Regions from separate parts of the Homo sapiens genome. Here region 1 is linked to region 2. A link is a contact called in ENCODE Hi-C or POLR2A ChIA-PET data. All regions are on one chromosome and are shown on one strand. Each heading gives the region's core, a stretch centred on a gene start or an enhancer-like site at or near the end of the contact. The rest is flanking DNA. Distances are from core to core; before and after follow the strand shown.

Region 1 (5,125 bases), core at 2,341-4,840, 2.7 Mb before region 2:
CCCAGCTACTTGGGAGGCTGAGGAAGGAGAATTGCTTGAACCCAGGAGGCAGACGTTGCAGTGAGCCAAGATTGTGCCACTACACTCTAGCCTGGGCAACAGAGGGAGACTCCATCTCAAAAAAAAAGGAACATTTTACACTTACATAGGCTCTATCATGTAAATATTCAGAAGTACTTTCTTAACAATTATATTTTGCACACCCAAAATAAACAGATGAAATAAAAGGGTAGTTTGCTCCAAAACAGGCAATATATTGGTACAGACACCAAAACCAAAACAAAACAGAACAACAAAATTGGCTTCTTGCCCCAAAATTGGAGCATTCTCTGTCAATATAATTAGGGGGCATTATTGGAATTATCCTCAGAACAGATTTGTAAGACTTCCCCCAAGAGCCCGTCTTGAATGATCTAGAACAGGAAGATCAAATGTACTCAATACCAACATGTTATCCCATTAATCTTTAAATTAAATTTAAAATTAGGTTTCAAATGTATACTTTTATTTTTGAGAGGCAACAAAGAGAGCTTCCTGGTATGAAATAAATGAGCACAGCCTGGAGGTCTAAGAGGAGAAGAAAAACAGTGGAGGAGGGCATGGAGGCCTAAGTGGGGACTGAGGAAGTAACAGCGGGGTGCCAGGGGGGTGAAGTGGCCCCCAGGAACGTCGAAAGGAGCCTACGACTGTCACCCAGAAGGGATCTTGACCTTTTGAAGATAGTGGCAGAGACAGGAGTGGCTCAAGGTGAGCAGAGAACAAGGGTCACGTCCAACAAATGGAGCTGATTATTTTCTCTCCAAGACTGCGAGAGTGAAAACAGAGCAGGGCTCTTCAGCGACCGGCAGGAGAAGGAAGCACCTGTGGGATTATTGGACAAGTCGAGGTCCAACTCTTGTCTCTGATTTGCTTTGTGGCCTGCAAAGTTGACTTCATTTTTCTGTCTGCATTCACTCATATGTTAAAAGAAGGGTGGGGGATTATAAAATAATTACCAAGAGCAAACTTACAAATGGCTAAATGGTGAATAAGTGAACACTGCCTTCAATTTATTGAATCACTACTATTTGCTACCAAGCAGGAATTTTAATCCATTAACTCTTCTGATTATACTAAACTCATTCTAATAGTCATTTTAATCTCCTATTTAAATAACGTGACCAGGGCCATGCGCACAGCATGGACAACTAAAGTGTAAAATCCATCATCTTTTTATATCCTGCCATACTTCCCCCTTCTGAATTAATCTGGCCCTCTACGATTCTTTGTTGCTCTTCTTAAAAAAATCAGGCGCAACTATTAGTGTTCAGATGCGATGCATATTCTTTGTCACATCAAAGAAAATGATATTTTTTCACCAACTGGTTACATGCTTACTCGTAATAAGGACTTTTGTTTTCAAACATCTACATACTCCTGGCAGCCCACCTCTCCCACACCGTAATAGGGATTTGTGCCTGTTTTGTAAATTTCTGTGTACCAATACCTGGCCATTCATAGGGTGTGAGTAATGTGTGTTCAATGGTCAATGAGCGCAGCAGGATGCCATAGGATCTATTCTATTTGAAATTTAGTGTTCATATGTACCCTGTTTTCAAATCTTTTTTTTTTCTGAAAATGACAATGGCCATTGTACTGTATCTGCATTATGACTAATCAGGTTCCCTCTTGTAAAAATAAACTATATAATCTTCATAGTGCCGGGCAAAGCATGTTAAGAGACAAGGATGAATTTAAGTTCTATAGGAATGTGGATTTATTAAAAAACATTAAGACAATAATTAATTGTCCCAAAGATAAAATGGGACACCCTCACCAGGACGCCCACACGCCTTGCAAAGACAGCCGTCCTGTCCTCCCTGGCCCAGACAGAGCCTTCCCCCTTCATCTCGGGCTCCCCCTGATCCAGCGTGCCTGGCCCTCAGCGGGGGACTTGCTCCACACTCCTGCTTACTTAGGAACTAGCGGGGCCAAGGTCACAAGCGCTAATTACTGAGAGAACCCTGCCCCCAACACAACGGCTGCCCAGATGCTCTCGGCTGCCAGTCACTGGGCCCCGGTCAATGGGCGCTTGGGCAAATCTGTGGATGGTTCAAAACAAAGCCATTTGCATTCCTGGAAACAGAGTTAAGGTGCAGGTCCCCAAGAAGGGCTGGTCCTGGCTCTCAGTTGCTGGGGTAAATGTGATGAACACGAGCCAAGAACACTGTCAATTCACTCTGCATAACCTTCACCGCCCACATACCGCAGGTACAAGACAAACCTCCTTTCTCCACTCCAGACTCACTAAGGTCCCCACCTAGTCTTACAGCCACATGCTTCTGCCGGACCCTCTAAAACTTAACATACAAAACCCTCTAATTTTTTTTTACATAGTCCATTCTTTCAAAATGTTTAATGTTCATTAAACTATTTTGAAACAAAAACTATAATACAGTTACAATTCAGTTTTCCATTTTGGATTTTAAAATGCTCTGGTTCGAGTCTCGACATTTTTCTTAAAAATGAACATTACGGTATATTTTAGGAGATAATTTATATGGAAAAAAACACACACACTAAATGTCGGCTTGCACCTAAATTGTTTACACGTTCATGGGAAAACCTAGCTGTTAACCTTGGTGAGGGCTAAGATCGCCCTCTACAAGATAAACACGTTTCTCCCAATTCCAAGGGGAGCCTGCGTGCTCCCCTCCCCCACTCTGGTGGCCCGGAGGACAGAGGGGACCCTAGGACTGGAGGGGGACGGAGACGGGCTCAGGGATGGAGGGGGACAGAGAGGGACCCGGAGGTGGAGGAGGACAGAGAGGGGTACCCCAAGGTTAGAGAACAGAGGATGACTAGGGGGATGTAGGGAAACAGAGCGGCGCAGAAGAGGACAGTTGGGGACGGGGCGGCCCCGGGCATAGAAGGGGACAGTTGGCGACCGGGAAGCCCCCGGCGTAGAAGGGGACAGTTGGGGACGGGGCGGCCTCGGGCATAGAAGGGGACGGGGGGGAACCGGGCGGCCCCGGGACCGGACGGCCGCCCGCAGGGTGAGCTGCCGGAACCGGGGCTCGCGCGGCGACAGGGCCCGGCTTGGTGACCGGGACGGGCGTGGGGTGGCGGGACCGGGCAGCGGGGAAGAGAGACCGGGACTGGGGACAGGCGACGCGGCCCGCCCCGGCTCTCCCAGCCCCGGCTCCCTTAGCTCCGGCCGCGGGCGCAGTGCAGGGCTCGGCCGCGCACCTCACAGCGCGGACTCCTCCGGCGCGCGGCCGCCCGCGCCTTATATACCCTGCTAAAAATAGCCTGCGAGGCCACTTTCCAATCAGAACGAGCAGAGTTCGAATTGAGCCAATGGTGCGGGCCGTGATGGAGAGTCTCGGTCACGCCAGGCGGGGCCGCTGTGTGTCGCCGCCTGCGATTGGCCGGAGCTGACATCATCGGCGCGCAGCCCCCGGGCCGGGAGCCACGGGATTGGGCCGCGCACGGGGCGGGCGCGGGGCGAGTCACGTGGGGGGAGGGGGAGTGGGGGGAGCCAGGCGGGGGCGGAGGGGGAGGCTGGCAGCGGAGCTTTGAATAGGGAAGTTTTGCAGGGGTTACGTTTGCAGTCAGTCCGGTGTTTGCAAATATTGTGTGGGCTCCGCGCGCTGCGGGCTGCGGGAGGGTCCGGCCGGGCGTCTCTGCGAGCCTGGAGTTTGCATGAAACTTTCACCTGCGCTCCGGGGAGACTTTCGGCTCCGGCTCCCACCGCGCGCCTCGCCGCCCTCGCGACCGCGGGCTCCGTCCAACCCGGCCCGACATGGACGTGCTCCCCATGTGCAGCATCTTCCAGGAGCTCCAGATCGTGCACGAGACCGGCTACTTCTCGGCGCTGCCGTCTCTGGAGGAGTACTGGCAACAGGTAAACGCAGCCGGCCGCGGTTCCCTGCGGGCGCCGGGGCGCGGGCCGGGTCGGCTGTTTGGGGTTCAGACCCGGTGCTCTCTGCGGTCCGCTGGGCCTGGGCCCCGCGCTGTCACCGGGGGAGCGGGCGCAGCGCCCCCGCCGATCGATCCTCCAGGCTGCGATCAGCGTCCGCCCAGGGAAGCCCCAACTCCCGGCACAGCCCGGCCGAGCCCCTGGCACGAGTTCGGAGCCTGTCCCCGCTCCAGACGCCACAGCTGGAGCTTGTCATGGGGACCAACTTGCTCTGCCTGCCAAGGTGTTTTTTTTTTGTTTGTTTGTTTTTTGTTGTTTTTTTTTAACGGATTTTGTTTTTGTTTTGTTTCTTGGTGCTTGTACTTAACAGTTTTTTAAAAAAATCACATTTTGCCCCCAGAACGTAGACCAGCTCTCTTTTATTTTTGTCTTTTTTAAACTGTAGACCATTTCCAATGTGTTTTCTGCTCTTTGGAATGCCTAACATTTCCCCTAGATCTGCCTTATTTGTCTTCCCTGCTTCTCTTGTTGACCAAGAAAAATAAAAATAAAACTGTGTACACCCCAGTGACTTGTCAGTCTTGTGACAATGAGCCCGTCCAAACTGCTTCAAGTCTTAGTTTGGAAAGAAGGACCTCGGTTTCCGACATTGTCGTAGAACTGGAATTTGGGGGCATTGGAAATTTAAGAAACTTACCAGGTCCCCGTGCTTATAGGTAGCATCGCCCGAGGGGAGAGAGACTGACACTCCTCCCATTGTCTCTCCAGCGATCGCAGGAGGGTTTACTGTTGTCTCCCTGCCCTGCTGTGCTGTTTGTTTTTCGTCACAAAGTGAATTGCCAGATCAAATAGAGGCTGTGGGTTTCCAAGCCTCGAAAGCTTTAAGGAAGATGAAATGCAGGGTGTTGCAACCTTCACACGCCTGCTTAATTGTTCACAGTCCTCTCCTGCCTTTTCCCCCTCCCCCTCCTGTTTTTTTCCTCCTCAAAGAAGCTGCTCCCTAGGACGTGATTGAAATTGATCTAAGTAGTTTCCTTCGGGCGTTTGGGATTTGGGCAAACGGCCAGACCTGGCTCTTGGTCGCCTTTGGAGGCTTTTAAACTCTCCGAGAGCTTCGTTCAGGTCCCGGGTGCTCATCAGCGTAATGGAGATTTTAAATTGGCCGGATTATTAAAGTTTAACAAGATCTCCATAAATGTGCTTTTCTTTTTTCTTTGTTAAATC
Region 2 (4,896 bases), core at 1,285-3,784:
GACCATTCAGTACTCATCTAATATTCTCTATAACAAAATGGGAAATGCACATAAAGCACTTCTGCTACATGCTGAATTATGATTGTTGTCTCCAGGAAAAGAACTTGTGGGAACGTTTGAGTTGTAAGCTGAACTAACTAGCTGCTTTTTTCATGAAATACCGCTTTTACTGGAAAGAACTGACAGATAAACTGAGGTATTCAAACCTAGATATTTGGCAGACATTTTCGTGAAAATAAATATGTTCGTGCCACTTCAAGGAACATAATTCTCAGTACTTGTTGCCAATAATGTTGGAATTTTCATGCAAAAATTCAAATAAAAAACAAACTTAAAACCATCAAGAACTTGGTGACTTTATGTGGAAGCCAGTGCTACAATACTTTAGCTTCCCAATACTTAAAAACTTTTCTGATGAGATTACTAGTGATATTAACAATGTGATTGATATTGAATAATGAAATGTTTTAGCATTTGGAAGATCTGTTTAATTCAGTAAATCAGTATTTTCCAAATGACCAATGCATGACATTTCAACATCACGCACAGGAAAATAGGCATTCGAGGTACAGTCAAAAATAATGAGTTTTAATGTAACAAGTACAAAATGTCCATTGAAGTGGTTTCAAATTCCAAATAGTAATTGGAAAATCCACCACTCGTGTTTTGGGGTAGTAGTATCGAAAAAGAATAACCAAGATAATTTGAAAAGGCTATTAAAAAATACTTCTCAATTTTCAAACTGCATACAGCAGGTGCTCATTCATTTCTTTGTAACATTGATGAGAAAAAGACTCCCAGCCAGGGGCACTGTCTTTGTGGTGTTTACGTGTTCTCGCCACACCTGCATAGGTTTTCTCTGGGTGCTGCAGTTCTTGCCACATCCCAGAGGTGTGCACGTGAGGTGAACTGGTGTGTCTTCACTGTCCCAGTCTGAGTGTGGGTGTGTGAGTGGCCCTGTGATGGAATGGCGTCCTGTCCAGGGCTGGTTCCCTCTTTGTGCCCTGAGCTACTGAAACAGGCTTCAGCTACACATGACCCAGAACTGGAATAATTAAGTAATAATTATCTTTTTATTCATCTTTCTTAAATGTATGTATAGCTCACATTTATTTCAATGTTTAATATTAGAATACTTTGGCCTTTAGAAGCTTAGTGATTTTTTTTTTCCTTGGCCAGAAGTATGCTTTAGGAACTTAATCCTTATTTTTTAGCCTCTGGTAAAATTGGTTTTGCTATACGTTGTTTCACTTAAAAGTCCTGATTCCCAAGAACGCACTGACAGCAGTGAGGACTTGCTGCGCATGCGGGAGGCCAGATTTTCTTATCTGTGTGAAGCCAGACATGAAAGAGATCTGTCAACACATAAAACAAAATCAAAGTCTGTTTTTTGTCTGGAAAAGATTTTTAATAAAAATATAACTTATGTTAGTGTCGTGTGTTTTTTAAGTGAATATTTTAATATGTTTAATTTCTATGTTAGTAAATAGCAGTAGTAAACAACAGTGAGCAAAAGCTTTTAGGTGTCCTCAGTACATTTTAAGAGAGTGCAAGCGTCCTGTGACCAAGAAGTTTGAGAACTGGTGCCCACCAGGTTCATCTCACAAGTTCAGTATTTTAAATTCCACACAAAAGGTAGAGGAAATAGCTGAATTCGCTTCAGCTGCGCATACATTTCACGATTATTTAAAAGTTTAGAGGGCTAGGCGCGGTGGCTCACACCCGGAATCTCAGCACTTCGGTAAGCTGAGCCAGGTGGATCACTTGAGGTCAGGAGTTCCAGACCAGCCTGACCAACATGCGGAAACCCGTCTCTACTAAAAATACGAAATAAGCCGGGCGTGGTGGCGCATGCCTGTAATTCCAGCTACTTGGGAGGCTGAGACGGGACAATTGCCTGAACCCGGGCGGCGGAGGTTGCTGTGAGCGGAGACTGCACCATTGCACTCAAGCCTGGGCAACAAGAATGAAACTGTCTCAAAAAAAAAAAATTTAGAACGTAGTCATGTACCTCGAAAGCGAACACTCCCAACATAGCGTGGAACACCCCACACCCCCGGCGACTTTGCTCCGCCTTGGTCCCGGTCGCAGACACCGCAGAAAGGCCATCGTTCTAGACATACGAGAACTCCCCGTGCAGCCAAACGCTGTAGTCCCAGCGGCGGAACTCGGGGGGGGGGAGGGGGGGGAGTGCCCAACCAGCCAGTCAGCAGTGACGTCCCGCCTTTCCTCCGTTTCCATTGGTCCAGCCATGCGGAGGTCGCTCCCATGGGACGCCGAGCTTCCGGCTGCAGGGCTTGGCGCCCGGGCGCTTTCGGATTGGGAGGGCTTCCTCCATGGAACGCGAGCCTCGAGACGTCTGACGTTAGGCACCGTTCGCAGCGCCTCGGGCTCGCACGGCAGGATCGAAAGCGTGATTGGCTGGCGGCGTCTGTGGTCTCGGGCACCGCCCAGTCGCGGGACGCTGCCTCTGCGGAACTGGGGGTGGGGCGTGTTGACCCCCTTAAAGGCGCCAGAGCCCGCGGTCACGGCTCAGGTTCCCGGTGCTTCGCGCGTCTGCCGTTGTCACAGGCCAGGGAGGTGGCACCACCAGGCGAAGCTTGGCGAGATTGTGTCGTCAAGCGCGTACGGGCGCCAATTGGCCGGGCGATGTGGCGTGGACTGGCGCTGGCGCGAGCGATTGGCTGCGCGGCCCGGGGGCGGGGCCAGTGGGCGGTGCGCGCCGCAGACTGTGCTCAAAGCGGGCGCCATCCGGGACCGGCGGTTGTCTGTGGCCGGAGGCTGATCAGGTACTGTGGACGGGCGGCGGAGTTCGGGAGACAGGGGCAGGGCGGCATCGGGGAGCTGCGGGACGGGGCGGGGAGGAGGCCCGAGGTCTGAGCCACCCGTGAGGTCTCGGCGCGGAGGCCTGGACAGCTGGGGGTGGCGGCGTTGGTCTCCCGAACTGGAGGGAGGCCGGGCCTTCCCGGGCTGTGGTGGGCGCCCGCGCCCCGTGGAAGGCGGAGGCGTGAGTCGGGGCGTCAGAGACGTTGCCATTCTTTGTCAGCGGAAAAGATCGTCGTCTGCGCACAGTCACCTGAGGTTTAGGAACTCGTGGAACTGGAAACCGAGTCGCAGGAGACTAAGAGTTGCGAGTCTCCCCTTAGAGAATTCAGAAACAAGCGTAGACAGCATCGTCAGAAACACGAGCGTGACGACACCGGCCTCCCCGTGCCGAGTCCACGCGTGTGACGCGGGTGCATACACCTGCGTCCGTGCAAGAGGGTGACAGCAACACACTCAAGGCGCTTCTCCTGGGAATGGAGCAGGAGAAGAGATGGGGAGCATCGCATAGATGGAACTAGACCTTTTTCTTGGGTTGGATGATGTGTTCCCGCGTCTACTACATGGTATTCTTTAAACGCATAAATAGACGTATTCATTTTATCTTGTGATTATGCAGCTTAGCTTTAAAATCTGAATTCTGAAAATCCTGAAAGAGCAATTGTCATTACAGCTGGGCGGTGGTGCACGCCTTTAATCCCAGCACTTTGGGAGGCGGAGTCGAAGGCTGCAGTGAGCCGAGATCGCGCCACTGCACTCCAGCTTGGGCGACAGACATAGCAAGACCCAGCCCCATCCCCCCGGAAAAAAAGTCATGTCAAAAAGTCTAGTAATTATGTAGTAACGAAACCTATCTTAGTGATCACCTAATATACAGTTGGCCTACTGTATCCTTGGGGTCCATATCCATGGATTTAACCAACTGCACATTATAAAATATTTGGAAAAAAATTTCATCTGTACTGAACATATACAGACTTATTCTGTAAACAATACAGCACAACTATTTATGTAGGATTTACATGTTTTAGATACTATAAGAGATCATCTACAGATGATAATTTAACGTTCGGCCCGCATCACTTAACAGGGATACTTTGGAGAAGTTCATTGTTAGGTACTTTCATCATTGTGGAAGCAGAGTGCGCTGACGCAGACCTAGACAGTGGAGCAGCTGGGCTGTGTGGTGTAGACAGACGGTGGAGCAGCTGGGCTGTGTGGTGTAGACAGTGGAGCAGCTGGGCTGTGTGGTGTAGACAAAGGACCAGACAGTGGAGCAGCTGGGCTGTGTGGTGTAGACAGTGGAGCAGCTGGGCTGTGTGGTGTAGACAGTAGACAGTGGAGCAGCTGGGCTGTGTGGTGTAGACAGTGGAGCAGCTGGGCTGTGTGGTGTAGACAGTGGAGCAGCTGGGCTGTGTGGTGTAGACAGTGGAGCAGCTGGGCTGTGTGGTGTAGACAGTGGAGCAGCTGGGCTGTGTGGTGTAGACAGTGGAGCAGCTGGGCTGTGTGGTGTAGACAGTGGAGCAGCTGGGCTGTGTGGTGTAGACAGTGGAGCAGCTGGGCTGTGTGGTGTAGACAGTGGAGCAGCTGGGCTGTGTGGTGTAGACAGTGGAGCAGCTGGGCTGTGTGGTGTAGACAGTGGAGCAGCTGGGCTGTGTGGTGTAGACAGTGGAGCAGCTGGGCTGTGTGGTGTAGACAGTGGAGCAGCTGGGCTGTGTGGTGTAGACAGTGGAGCAGCTGGGCTGTGTGGTGTAGACAGTGGAGCAGCTGGGCTGTGTGGTGTAGACAGTGGAGCAGCTGGGCTGTGTGGTGTAGACAGTGGAGCAGCTGGGCTGTGTGGTGTAGACAGTGGAGCAGCTGGGCTGTGTGGTGTAGACAGTGGAGCAGCTGGGCTGTGTGGTGTAGACAGTGGAGCAGCTGGGCTGTGTGGTGTAGACAGTGGAGCAGCTGGGCTGTGTGGTGTAGACAGACAGTGGAGCAGCTGGGCTGTGTGGTGTAGACAGTGGAGCAGCTGGGCTGTGTGGTGTAGACAGTGGAGCAGCTGGGCTGTGTGGTGTAGACAGTGGAGCAGCT

The links. Hi-C counts contacts between places; a loop is a spot of excess contacts on that map. ChIA-PET counts read pairs that join two places held with the same protein, here RNA polymerase II (POLR2A). Pooled maps may share reads with other maps.
Region 1: a loop to region 2 is called in a pooled map, with 14 times the contacts of the local background. The contact joins the promoter of KLF6 here to the promoter of IDI1 in region 2. A Hi-C loop is called at or near these places in 1 of 37 single-sample maps with no recorded cell type and 7 of 50 pooled maps. POLR2A ChIA-PET finds 5 or more read pairs at or near these places in 2 of 52 experiments (MCF 10A and OCI-LY7).

Annotation. Positions count from the first base shown.
Region 1 is chr10:3,783,674-3,788,798 of GRCh38, reverse strand. KLF6 (KLF transcription factor 6) reads left to right here and starts at 3,590. Exons shown (of 4, transcript NM_001300.6): 1 at 3,590-3,886. The coding sequence starts at 3,785. RefSeq lists silencers at 2,681-2,740, 2,921-3,200, 3,451-4,050, a promoter at 2,852-3,789 and enhancers at 3,656-4,211, 4,212-4,768, 4,769-5,125.
Region 2 is chr10:1,046,757-1,051,652 of GRCh38, reverse strand. It overlaps IDI1 (isopentenyl-diphosphate delta isomerase 1), which reads left to right and starts at 2,534. Exons shown (of 5, transcript NM_004508.4): 1 at 2,534-2,789. The coding sequence starts at 2,650. RefSeq lists enhancers at 1,886-2,025, 1,697-2,226, 2,486-2,535, 2,227-2,756, 2,757-3,287 and silencers at 2,626-2,845, 2,856-2,945.